Linked DNA regions of Homo sapiens: all the other regions are linked to region 1. Evidence: chromatin contacts called from ENCODE Hi-C or POLR2A ChIA-PET data. All regions are on one chromosome and are shown on one strand. Each heading gives the region's core, a stretch centred on a gene start or an enhancer-like site at or near the end of the contact. The rest is flanking DNA. Distances are from core to core; before and after follow the strand shown. Region 1 overlaps SLAMF1 (signaling lymphocytic activation molecule family member 1). Region 2 has its middle 28 kb from the start of LY9. Region 3 has its middle 53 kb from the start of VANGL2.

Region 1 (4,361 bases), core at 1,163-3,662:
CAGGCAGAAAGAGACTTTTTAAGTAAAGTCCTTTGTTTTTTCCTATTCTCTGCTTTTAGACAGGCTGTCCTCAATTTAAGCCCTGCTTTTTCTTATTGTTTCTTATATAAACTTGGTAAGTACTGTAAGAAACAGCCACTATCATACCATTGCATAATAAGGAGCACCAACTTCCCAGCTCAAAACTCAGGTCCTTATTGCCTTGTATCTTACCTCCTCTATGAGGTCAATTCACATTGTAAGCCTGTTGCTTAGTGCATCTCGTTTCCTGGTACCAGCTTCTTTAATAGAGTTCTTAGTTGCAATCAACAGAAGCTGGCTTTGGCTTTTTTATGTAGAAAAGGAACCTATTGAAAAGATACTGATTGGTTCCAATAACTGCTAGAAGTTTCTGCAAAACCATGCTTTGAAAGTGAGCAGGAAAAGAAGAGACTAGGCTGTGGCTGGGAGCACAGCCAAAATTACAAAACCAGCCCAGGGATGATGATCCTGTTCATGCACAGCCACTGTCCCCAGCACTAGGCACAGACTCTACCACTGCCTCACTGTCTCTGCTGGACTTGGAAACTTGATATTACTGTTACTGCTGCACTGTCTGCCATGAAAATGAATTCTCCAGGGTCCCTTCTTCATCCTTTCATCTCTAGCTTATAATTCAAAGTCTGGGATTGAGTGGCCAATCCTAGGTCACATGTCCATGTCCTATCTCCAAGGGGGGCTGGGAATTGAATATCTGGCATTTTCCACTTTCACTTCTTATGAATTAAGGAATTCTACAAATAATAGAAGTGGGATTCAGGTGGTAGGCAGACAAAAAAGCCTCACAATTATCCACTACGCCACCCTTGTATAACCTTACCCTCATTCACTGTCTACTCTCAAAACTGTGGAGCTACTAATGAAGATTTGTAAACCCGGGCTTATGAGCACCCATTCCTTTACTACAACTCAGATTGCTCTAGAAGCTCAGTTCCCAGCACTTGGATTTTTCCAGTAGCTGAATTCTACCTGAAGGAAGGGCAGAAACAAAGGGTGAAGAAGAGGCTATCACTTCCAAGTATCCTGCACCCCTGGGCTCAAGACCTCACTGGGGAGGGAGTCTTTTGGGCCACCCACCAAACAGCACTGGCATTATGCCTCTCACCCTAGACCATGGTTACACGTGGTAAAACAACCCCTTCTGGTGATACATTCACAACTCTCTAGTTTCCCCCAAATGGCACTATGGGGAGCGGGAGCTTGCCTTTTCCTCAGACTTAAAACAATAAGTTTTCCCCGTGTTTCCCCTCTAATGCTGTTTTCTTTTGACCAAGCATGTCTGAATTCTAGAGAAGTCAGGAGGAACACACCCATTCTCGGTTTGAAGGGACTGATGTTCTGAAGTACAACTGGGCACAGTCCCAGGCTCTTCAGGACGCTTCCTCCATTCACACAGCGGGGATGTGATTGTTACAGCGGGTGGTGTGTGCTGGCTGAGAAGCCACTGTGAATTGATTCTTCTTCTGAAGTTTATGTTTCTACTTTTTGGAAATGAATAAATTACAGCCAGTCCATCAAGGAAATTGCAATTTTGTCTTGTGTTTCCTAAAGGATTTATAACACAGTAATATGGCATGATGTGTTTCCTGGCCTTATGTCTCCATGCCATAGTTATGAAATGCTGAAGGAGGCAGATTTGATCAGATAGGATGTGAGGTTGTCCCTTTCCTGGAGGTGGACAAGGGTTAGCTTGGCATCCCCTTCACCAAAGGTCAGGAACCACCCTCCACATGGAGAACTGTGTTGAAAGGATTGTTTAATTTTTGTCACTGCCAGAGTAATTCCCTTCCCTGAACTCTGCCAAATTCCCCTTGTGGACAAAATCTAGAGCAGGGTTTCTCAACTGCCACACTATTGACATTTGGGGCTGGATAATTTTTTTGTCATGGGGCTGTCCTGTGCACTGTAGGGTGTTTAACAGCATCCCTGGCCTCGGCCCACTGGGTGTATGGCACATGCCCTGTCCTTGATTGTGACAATCAAGTGTCTCCAAACACTACCAAATGTCCCCTGCTTGGCAAAATCTCCCCCAGTTGAGAACCACTGATCTAGAGATATGCTGGCCCCCTGGTGAGCTCTGAGAAAACTAAATACGCTTCTATATACCAAGAAGTAGATCTGTCAAAGGTGGCCACCTGGTCACTTAAGCATGGCCCAAACCTGCCAGTGACACCCAAGTTTACCTAAATATTAGAATTACCCGGGAAACTTTTTAAAAAATAATGATGACCAAATCTAACCTGAAACCAAAATGAGATCTGGGTTGAGATTTATAGAACTACTTATACCACAGAAAGGATTTCGTGATGAGTTTCACACACCAGCCACAAGAGGGTGATATAGCAACACAATCCACCCAACCTTAGCATCCCCACCACTTCCTTGTATCTAAAGGATGTGGACTTAGTCACAGACTGGATGAAACTGTGTCTGGTTTCTCAGCTCTTACAGGCTGAAAGGAGATAAGGAGGCTAATGTGGATTGATGAAAGGCTCTAAAAGGTTAAGTGTACTAAGTTTATTTCACAGAAGACTTCTAGTTCTACTCAATGCTTCACTCATTCAACAAAGTTATTAAGTTCCTACTAAGTGTTTGGCTTGTCATCCAGCAGGAGATACAAAGAACACAGGCAATTGAAGTATTATAACAGGTAGATCACTATGTGATCTACTGAGAACCATTGGAAAATAAAAGAAGATGCTATTAATAATTACCCTGGGGCAGGGGATGGCAGCTAGGAGGCAGGACTAACTTGCAACTCTCACTCAGATGTGTGGAGACTCACATCATGAACTTTTGTTCCAAGAACCGCTGCAGGAACATACCAGGAAAACTGAAAGAATTCACCAGCCCTTTGAAAGAAGTGGCTTGCCACTGCAAACTCTGTGAAATAGCTGAAAAACTGTGAGTGCCTAAAGTGTGAGAGGGGGAAAGTCTACCTCTGAACACACATCTTCACTGGGGAAACCTGAAAATCCAAATAACAGGAGAAGAATTTAACTTTACCTAGAGCTGAAATGAATTTAGAGAGCCAAGCAAAATACAAAAGTAGAAGAAGCAGTGGGAAGAGCCCTACAGGCACTCCTGGTCCCCCAGGAAGTCCAGGGAAGTCATTTCTGACTTTATCTCACAGGGTTCCTTGGGGAGGGCTGCCAGTGGGATTGGGGAAGGGCCACAGGGAGAAGGAAACTTCCAGCTGAACTTTGTAATAATTTTGACTGAGTACGAATTGTCCTGGTCAGGATCTGTGGAGATGAATAGAAAGTGCAGATATGAGCACAGAAGCCACAGCAGGCAGGGAGGGGTGAGGCCTGAAAGCCCTGCTTGCCTTCTCAGCAGAGAGGCTAGTATCCCAGGGCAACATCCCAGCCCTGCATACCAGAGGCTTGGATATAAATTTGGCTCTTTGGGGAGCATGGCAGGAGTGAGACTGGCCTTGCTGGCTGTGTGGGAGTGGGGAGAGGCCTGTCACCACTGGCTTTCCCCCACTTCCCTGGCTACCTGTACAAAGCAGCAGAGGCAGCCATAATCCCCCTGGGAACATAACTCCATTGGCCTGAGAACCACACCCCCATACCGCACAGTTGCCACAGCAAGCCCTGTCCAAGGATAGTCTGAGCTCAGACATGCTCAACTCTGCCCCCACCTGATGGTCTTTTTCTGCCAGCCCTGGTAGCTGAAGACAAAAGACATAATCTTGTGGGAGCCCTATGGCCCTCCCATCACCTGAGAAACCCAAATACTTATCCAGGTGACCTTAGGGCAAGCTTGTATTCCCCCGTACTGCTGCAGCTGATGCTCTCTTGAAATCGCCACCTTCTGGCTGGAGGCCAATCAAGTCAAGCCATTATAGCAACTCATAACAAAATAGCCCTGCTCCAAGGAAGGAGAAAACAACAGCTAATTCCACCACTTGTAACGTCCTGGCTAACCAGAGGTCCTGAGTCTGTCCATGTGACAACTTCACTGTTAGCATAACCAGCATTTGAGAAAACCTGTGCACTAAACAAAACTACAACCAAGGACTCTCACAGAATCCACTTCACTGCCCTGCTACCTTCACTGGAGTAGGTGCTCGTATCCGTGGTTGAGAGACCTGAAAATAGATCACAACACAGGACTCTTTGCAGACACTCCCCAGTACCAGCCTGGAGCCTGGTAGGTCCACTAGGTGGCTAGACCCAGAAAAGCAATAACAATCACTGCAGTTCAGCTCTTGGGAAGCCCCATCTGTAGGGGAAAGGGGAGAGCACCACATCAAAGGATCACCCTGTGGGACAAAAGAATCTGAACAGCAGCCCTTGAGTCCTAGACCTTTCCTC
Region 2 (4,361 bases), core at 1,129-3,628, 160 kb before region 1:
GTCAGTGATCTTGCTTGTTATTCCAGACAACTGTCATTCAGGGACTCCAGGTAGCATGATCCTGAGAGCAAATGCACCATTGTTAAAGGCATAGACGTATAAATACAAACCTCTGCCACAGAGCACTATTCACTCTTTGCGTCTGAAGAGAACCAGAACCCCTTAACTCTTGGGCGGCAGCCTGCCGTCTGAATGTGAAGGAGAAGGAAGAATTAGTACAATGCCTGTTTTTGAGCTCTTCAAGTCACCAGCATTTTGTAGGAGTGGAATGCTTCATCTCCTGGCCCCTAACTTCGGGGTAGCAAAATGAGAAGCTAATGCCTGCTGGAAAGGGTCCCAAGATAGAGAAGCTAATGCCTGCTGGAAAAGGTCCCAAGATACTGAAAGCTCTGAGATTGCACTAGAAGAGAAGAGCTCAAATCCTGCCACTTACCCACAAAAAGCCAGGGAAGTGAGTGTCTACTGGAAATTGTTTTAGGTGTGAAGTATGAACTGTATGTATCTGAAGGCTTCCTGCCTTGGTGCTGCCAGATGCCCTTGCTGTGTGACAGGAGGAGGTGAGAACAGGTTGAAAGAGGAGGAAACGACTAATGACCCTTAGGAGCAGATCGATTACCACCCTATGAAAGAGTAAGTTGACAGTTCAGACTATGCAAAAACAAATTGTTGGAAAAGCCCCCTTCATTTTTCTTAGCCGAAAAGTAAACAGATTGCTACAATCTGGCATCTCTGTAGTTTTACCCACTCTCTCCACACCCCAAAGTACAGCCATTAAAGCCCCACGGTCACTACACATGTCTCTGTGTTATGACCTTGCTTTTCTTTCTCCTCGAGGGGACTCATTGACCTTTCTCCATCTGGCTCAATCTGTGTCAAGTTGCTTCTTGACCCATTTGTTTTTCCATCGGTTGTGAGCTCTTTGAAGTTAGGGGTCATGCTTTATCCATCCCTGCTTCTTGGCCATAGCACATAGTTGGTGCTCACTAAATACTTGCTGAAACACTTGTCAACTAAAGAAAAGCCAAGTTTTTAAAGAATTAAAGTGAGTTTTATTTAGTCTTACTGAGGTTGGCAACCCAGGAGAGTCTTTCGGAGAGTTTCTGTTAGACTGCTCCAAAGCAGTGTTTCAGCCTACAGCTTATACATAAGGTGACAGTCATTCTGCCTGTGCTCAAAAGTTATGTAAGAGCAAAATTTCACCAAAGTTTGGGTGCAAGGGTACATCTAGTTATAGATTACAGAGGCATAATGATTAATCCTGTCAACCATTATCTTATGTACAGCAAAAAGACAAAGGCCAGGATCATTGAATTTATCTTTTCTAAAAATGCAGTGATTTAGGTAAGAGATGTGGTAACCTGGGCTCCATCCTTCTTATCATCTTCAGGGCATCCTTCCGAAGGGCTGTCCTCAGTCACTGAGTCAGGGGCTTTGTGAAATTCTGCTGGCAGCTGAATGAGCAAACATGGCCTCTTATGTTTGCTACTTTGTCTTACAGAGTAAGTGAATGTAAAACAAAAACAAAAACAGAATGAATGAATGAAAGTCTCTGTGAGAGAAGCAACCTATCCATTGCTGTTTGCCTTTCCCACAGTTCTGGGTTTGGCTAGGGAGAGTTCACATCCCTGCTGATGTTTATTTTAAATTTCGAAGCAATAAGGAAATTGAAAAATGGACACAAAATTCAGGGGTATCTATTTCCTTTCTATTCATACAGCCTTATATTTTGCCTTCTAAGCTATTCTTTTCCTTGTATTCTTTTTAGACTCTCATTCAGATTATGTTACCTCAATATTCTTCCCTTAGAAGACTTTAAGAAGCAGATTCCATTCAACAGTTTTACTCTACAGAAATACTGTGTGTAAGGCCGGGTGCGGTGGCTCATGCCTGTAATCCCAGCACTTTGGGAGGCTGAGGCAGGTGGATCCCCTGAGGTCAGAAGTTTGAGACCAGCTGGCCAACATGGTGAAATCCCATTTCTACTAAAAATACAAAATTTAGCTGGGTGTAGTGGTGCACACCTGTAATCCCAGCTCCTCAGCTACTCAGGAGGCTAAGGGAGGAGAATTGCTTGAACCTAGGAGATGAAGGTTGCAGTGAGCCAAGATTGCACCACTGCACTCCTGCCTGGGCAACAGAGTGAGACTCCATCTCAAAAAAAAAAAAAAAAGAAGAAGAAGAAGAAGAGGAAATACTGTGTGTTTTCCTCAGTGTTCATGAAGCTTAATGTGCAGGTATTTTCATAAGGTTCTATATTTTATTGAAAAACAGACAACAAAACAAGAAACAGACTAGTAAAATTGCTGAATATGTGCATGGTTTGCCAGCTGGGCCAAGAGGAGGCAGCAGTGAGCTAACCCAGGGCTTGCTGTGTGGCTTGGAGGATCCTGTCACCATCAGCCTGCATTGTGACCTTGCTTTCATTTTCTCTCTCTGAGATGAGGGAGTTAGACTACATGATCCTTAGAGTCTCTTCCAGCTCCAAAATTCTCTGTGTAAGTTTTAAATAGATGTTTGGGACTGATTTAGGTCTGGGAAGAGAAAAGTGAAGGAAACAGACAAAAATTCCCTCCGTTTATGAAGCTTACATTCCCATGGGGCCTTCCAGACCCTACGGTTGTCATAGTGGCGAGGAGGCTGCCTGGATTGGAGGGTATGAGGCTGGGTAGGAAGTCAGACCAGGGCTTGACCAGTAGGCATCAGACAGATCCAGGGACCAGGCAAAGCAGGAAATGAATGAAATTCACTGGGTCCAAGTGAGATGGGAGCAGGGAACAGGCTCTCCACAGAGCCAAGCAATCAGAGGGATTGTGCTAGGTCCCTAACTGACCAGGAGGAGACAGGCAGAGTTGTACCCACAGGACAGTTGGGCCTGCAGAACCTCCAGAACCAGAAAGTCCGTTTAGCAGCCTGACTCAGCAAGGCTTGCTTCTGCTCCTGGGGAGATGCACAGGTCCCAGCATGCAAGTGACTGGGAGGGAACATGGAGAACACAGCAAAGAGGAGGAGCTAGAAAGAGCACCGGAGGAGTGAGGGGAGGAACAGCTCAGAGCCTTATAGCTGACAAGCCTTCTGTAAGGGTGGCGTGAATGAGTGAATGACACAGAGGGGAGTGTTTGCTACTTTGCTTGATCTGTGAGCACTGGTCAGCTGCCTCTTATTATATGCCTCAACTTTATAATGATATGATTAACTGCTATTCTCAGGTCTTCAGTTACTCTTTATACTTAAAGTTCTAGAGGCTCAGTTCTGAATGGAATCTATATAATTAGCCAGTAGTCTCTTTATGATGAGGTAACTTCTGTCGAAGGACTGTGATGTTATACTCTGCTGAACACTTTACGTGTATGATTATCTTTACCTTTAATCTCACTACAATCCTATGAGGTAGAAAGTATCTTTCACATTTTATAGAAGAGAAAACTGAGGTTCCAAGAAACTAAGCATTTTGCTCATGGTCATAGGACTAAGAGAAGATACATGACGTCCAGAGTTGCTTTTCTCTTTCTCTCTCTCTTTCTCTATCTCTTTCTCTCTCTCTCTCTCTCTCTCTCTCTCTCTCTCCCCCCTCCCCTCTCTGTATCTCTTCCTCTCTCCTCTCCAAGTTTTCAGTGTGGTGAAAGTAATGCAGATTAGTGACTAACCACTGTGGGTAGCATGGGTTTTTTCTTCTTTTTCCCCTTTTTAATTACACATCCTTTCCTTTCGTTTTCCTGGTGCTCTAAGCCAGCTCACCCCTGGTTTTTTATTCTGCCTTGTTTGGGATGGAGGTGGTATGCATGGAAGAGCAAAAGCAAAAACTTTAGGTAGCCTCAGCCCTAAAGTAGAGCCAGGATCCACACCAATGTCTCCTCTTAACTGCCTCAACCACTTGCCTTGCTGTCTGCCCATCTTTGAAGTGGAGATCTTAGTGGTTAGCCTCTGGGCCTCACCTTCATCTCTCCCTGTCCTCATCTTGTTTGCTTTCTTCCCAGACTAACTCAGCTCCAGGATTGTCCCTTCTGGAAGCTATCCCATGCGGCTGTCCCTGCCTTATACAGGATCTACCTTGGCAGAGGGAAAACAACTCTTGGTCCTTGTCATGGTAAATTTTATGTGTCAACTTGACTGGGCTAAGGGATGCTCAGATACCAGATAAAATATTGTTGCTGGGTGTTTTCAGAGGTCATCAGCATTGGAATCAGTAGATGAAGTAAAGAAGATTGCCCTCACCAATGAGGGCAGGCATCACACATCTATCGAGGACCTGAATAGAACAAAAACGCAGAGAGGAGGGATAAGGAAGGACTTGTTAAAGATTACAAAATTATAGCTAGATAGGAGGAATAAGAGGAATAAGTTATAGTGTTCTATACCACTCT
Region 3 (4,361 bases), core at 643-3,142, 150 kb after region 1:
AAGAATTCACCACAAGCATATCAGCGCTGTAAGAAATGTTACAGGAAGCCTTTCAGGAAGAATGAAAGTGATCACAAATGGTTTTATCAGAGGAGGTGGCACAGCTACCACTGAGCCTTTTCCTTACCCCTCTCCTGAGGTGCTCCCAGTGGGAACTTTGGAGATGCCTAAGGATGCCTAAAAACCACCTCAAGTTATTTCTAATGGTCTTTCCAGTTCTTGCCTTTCAAAATGACTTAATTCTGGATTGTATATTTTCTCTTGGGCATTTTGCCTATAACAGAATGAACACCCATCCAGTAATGATGAGTTAAGAGTCGTGAATGAGTTATGGTTTCATGATGCAAAGAGTCAGGAATCATAACTTAATGAGATGATAGTTCAGAAATTGTCCTTTTTTCCAGTGCTAGTGATAAATATCAAGTATTGTTTTGATCATCAGCAATCAGGGATGTGGCAGAGGAATTTCAAAGGGGAAGAATTTGTGCTAGAACTCAGAGTCAGGCAAAACTGATAGTACGAATCAGGGCGTATAGTAGTTGAAAGCATACTGAAGTTGACTATTGGGAAATTGAGGGCTAGGCCAGCTCCACACAGTTGCGCAAGTTTGAGACTCATTCTTCCCTCTGGACCTCAGTTTCTTCATATTGGGATGTTAGCTAAATGACTCCAAAAACCCTTCCAAGTCTAACCACCTGTGATTCTACAAGTGTGACTGAATTCAGGCTAGTCTTATACTGCCTCCGTCTACCTCACTCTTCTTCATCTGACTAGTTACCAGCAGGGAAATCCCTCCAACCCCAAAATAACCATTATTTTCATAATTCAACTATTAAAATGAATAAATTTTAAGTTTGAAAATCTCTCTTCAAACTGTATATATTGTATAATGTCATTGAAAAGGCAAAACTATAATGACGGAGAAGTCATCAGTGGTTGCCAGAGTTGCAGGTGGGGAGAGAGGATGACTACAAATTGGTAGCACAAGGGAATTTTTGAGGGTGATGAAACTGTTCTGCATCTTGATTGTGAGGGTGGTCACAGGACTATATGCATTTGCAAAAATCCATGAAACTATATACCACAAAGAATAAGTTTTACTGTATGTAAATTTAAAACTAACTAAATAATTTTTTAAAATAGGGCAACAGCTTTGGTAGTGATTTACATCCATGTTTAAGTGTGCATCATTTTAATATATTCTAGATAATTTTCCAGGTATTAAATTTAACTTCTTATTTGAATATCTAGCCTCTTAAAAGTGTATAAATTATTAGCATACACTTTAAACCTATATAATGTATGTTTTAAAATAAATACATTGTTTTCAAAATATGGCAGTTATAGTCTTAAGAGACTTTCTAAAAACAGATTTATTGAGGCATAATTCCCATACCATGAAATCATTGGTGTGAAGTATTCAGTTCAACGATATTTAGTAAATGTATCCAGTTGGACAACCATCACCACAGTCTAATATTAGAACATTTCACCATCCCAAAAAGATCCCTCATGCCCATTTTCAGTTTAGGAGACTCATAAAAGTAGAAGAGCAGTCAATCTGCTAGTAAATTTGCTAACACAGAATCACGACATTTTTAGTGTCGGAAAGCTCTTAAGGCCACCTTAAACTCCCATCACCTGTTTAAATGCCTCTGTAACACGTCTGATGGGTAGTTACCCAGCCTAGCTAGACAACGTCCGGTGATATCAGCGACTGTCTTGTTTAACACTCATTTCATCCTCGGCCAGATCTATTTATTACACAGTTATTCCTCACTTTGAAGCACTGAGGCTTTATATGAGTAATCCCCCATACACTCTGAGAACTACATTAGTATCCAAGAAAGGTGGCAGGAAATGTTTAAAAGGAATTATTTTTGAGCATTTGAGGTTCAAACAGAAAGCTGATATAAGTAAAAGAAGCCTGCCAGCTTTAAAGCAGAAGCAAAGGCCAAGGGAATTGAGTACAGCATTCAAAGATGGGCTGGCACTGGTGGATGGCTATGGAGCATGTTCTGGGTAAAGGACAAAGAGCAACAGAGTAAAAAGTTAGGAGACATCAATGGGAAAGTCCAAGGGACCGCATAAAACCGTTCAAGGCAGCACTTTGATATCAACCGTGTCAAGAGGCCCTATCGGTAAAGTAGACCAAAATCACTAAAACTAAGATTATTTACATTTTGGTATATAATATCTTATTCTGGCCCGGCATGGTGGCTTACGCCTGTAATCCCAGCACTTTGGGAGGCCGAGGTGGGTGGATAACTTGAGGTCAGGAGTTCGAGACCAGCCTGGCCAACATGGTGAAACCCCATTTCTACTAAAAACACAAAAATTAGCCAGGCATGGTGGCGCATGCCTGTAGTCCCAGCTACTCGGGAGGCTGAGGCATGAGAATCGCTTGAACCTGGGAGGCAGAGGTTGCAGTCAGCCAAGATCACACCACTGCACTCCACCCTGGGCGATAGAGTGAGATGCTGTCTCAAAAAAACATATCTTATTCAGCAAATTTACTCACTTTTTACTAAGTTGATAATAACTTGCATGATTGATCCTTGTGTATTACATTGGGTGAGTGAAAAGACAGAAGGAGAAGTCATAATCCTGTAAACCACCAAGAAATGCAAGGACAGGCCGGACGCGGTGGCTAATGCCTGTCATCCCAGCACTTTGGGAGGCCGAGGCGGGTGGATCACCTGAGGTCAGGAGTTTGAGACCAGCCTGGCCAACATGGTGAAAACCCGTCTCTACTAAAAATACAAAAATTAGCCGGGTGTGGTGGTATGCCCCCGTAATCCCAGCTACTCAGGAGGCCAAAGCAGGAGAATCGCTTGAACCCGGGAGGCGGAGGTTGCAGTGAGCTGAGATCGGGCCACTGCACTCCAGCCTAGGCGACAGAGCGAGACTCTGTCTCAAAAAAAAAAAGAAAGAAAGAAAGAAAGAAATGCAAGGATAGCAAATATGCTAGGTGCCTGGAAAATTACAATCTGGAAACAAAATTACCAAGGCTGGATTTATGATCCCAGTCCTCAAGCATTTCACAGTCCAGAACTTCTTTAGAGACAACATGGTATCATGGGAGGAATACTGGAGTAGATGCAAGAAGGCATGTTCCCTGATAGTGTACTTGTGTGTGATCCTGGCCAAGTCTTCTAACTTCTCTGAACCTGAGCTTTTTAATTTGTACAATGAGGATTAGGAAAGGTAAACGAGACAGCTGGTAATATCTGTTCTAAAATTCTGATTGTGTGCCCCTGGACAAACACAACTATTCCTTGTCATTTTTGCCTCCTTAGTAGGTAGGTTGTAAGAGTCAAGTGAGATGTGTGTGAAAGGTCTTTGAAACCTTAAGAAGCTATGCAAATAAGATGTGGCAGAGTGGATGCCTAGTGAATGCCTATACAGTTGTTTCCATTTAAAAGATACTTTATTATTTACAGGTATAATATCTGATGTGATCTTCCCAACAAGTTTATAAAGTGAGGTAGCTATTGATATCCTCATTTGCTAGTGGAGGAAACAGGTTCAAAGAAGACGTATTGTTTTAAGCTTCAAAGTGACCCCAGGGGCAGACTGGGTGGCTCTTCGCCCTTTCTCATAAACTTCTCATCAACTCTCATCAACTAAGAGTCCTCTTTTCCATTTCCTCCTTAGATACATCAGCGCTGTTCTACCCAAAGCAGGAAGAAATCAAATATTTACTTAGTACTCACTCTAAATAGTCTCTGTAAGAGAAACTGGAGCTATGGAAAGGAAAACCAAAAAGATATTTAGATACATATAGTCACACAGAAAGATGGTGACAGAGTCTCATTTGAATTTTAGAAGTGAAAGAGATAGTGTAGCTCATGTAGCCCAACAAATAAGAAAACTGAGAACAGGATCACACAAAAAATAGCTAAAGAAAGGATGGAGAACCTCTTGCTTCCAGCTTAGTATGCAACTTCTGCAGGTACTACTCCTTTAGTTCACTGCCCAAATTATTTGCTTAGTGACTTGAATTTTCTCCTTCTTCTCCCCAGGTATCAAAGCCTGAGAGTCAACTATTCATAACAGTTACCAAACACGCAGCTCTGATTTGCATGACTTGGGACGAGGCCACCGATGGGGACACAGCATCCAAGGGGACTTACAAGGCATGAATGGGTAGTCTGACTAGAGTTAAATCAAGGAAGTTAAGAGATAATACTGATTACACTGTAGTGTTTTCATGATACTACATCTGTAAAATAACCACATAGAAAAAATAAACGGAGGAGAGAACAAGTACATAAAGTTAATCATCAATTGTTCTCAAAAGTGAACAGGGGACAGTGATTACCCCACTGGAAAAAGCCACGGAAAACTGATACATAACA

What was found. A loop is a pair of places that touch in the nucleus more often than their neighbours do. ChIA-PET counts read pairs that join two places held with the same protein, here RNA polymerase II (POLR2A). Pooled maps may share reads with other maps.
Region 2: a loop to region 1 is called in a map with no recorded cell type, with 4 times the contacts of the local background. The contact joins two enhancer-like sites. A Hi-C loop is called at or near these places in 4 of 168 maps with a recorded cell type or tissue (CD4-positive, alpha-beta T cell, CD4-positive, alpha-beta memory T cell and naive thymus-derived CD4-positive, alpha-beta T cell), 2 of 37 single-sample maps with no recorded cell type and 9 of 50 pooled maps. POLR2A ChIA-PET finds 5 or more read pairs at or near these places in 3 of 52 experiments (T-cell, activated B cell and activated CD4-positive, alpha-beta T cell).
Region 3: a loop to region 1 is called in a pooled map, with 5 times the contacts of the local background. The contact joins two enhancer-like sites. A Hi-C loop is called at or near these places in 4 of 37 single-sample maps with no recorded cell type and 9 of 50 pooled maps. POLR2A ChIA-PET finds 5 or more read pairs at or near these places in 8 of 52 experiments (H1, OCI-LY7, activated CD4-positive, alpha-beta T cell and 3 more).

What each region holds. Positions count from the first base shown.
Region 1 is chr1:160,605,307-160,609,667 of GRCh38, reverse strand. SLAMF1 (signaling lymphocytic activation molecule family member 1) reads left to right here. Exons shown (of 7, transcript NM_003037.5): 7 at 1-1,562. Among named protein-coding and RNA genes, the nearest start is that of CD84, 28 kb to the right of the region's middle. Within about 2 kb of position 2,412, at least 5 of the 41 ENCODE cell types and tissues checked have a DNase peak (open chromatin) inside an H3K27ac peak, as active enhancers do.
Region 2 is chr1:160,766,493-160,770,853 of GRCh38, reverse strand. No RefSeq gene overlaps it. Among named protein-coding and RNA genes, the nearest start is that of LY9, 28 kb to the left of the region's middle. RefSeq lists enhancers at 2,382-2,831, 2,862-2,911. Within about 2 kb of position 2,378, at least 7 of the 41 ENCODE cell types and tissues checked have a DNase peak (open chromatin) inside an H3K27ac peak, as active enhancers do.
Region 3 is chr1:160,451,026-160,455,386 of GRCh38, reverse strand. No RefSeq gene overlaps it. Among named protein-coding and RNA genes, the nearest start is that of VANGL2, 53 kb to the right of the region's middle. RefSeq lists an enhancer at 1,945-1,994. Within about 2 kb of position 1,892, at least 2 of the 41 ENCODE cell types and tissues checked have a DNase peak (open chromatin) inside an H3K27ac peak, as active enhancers do.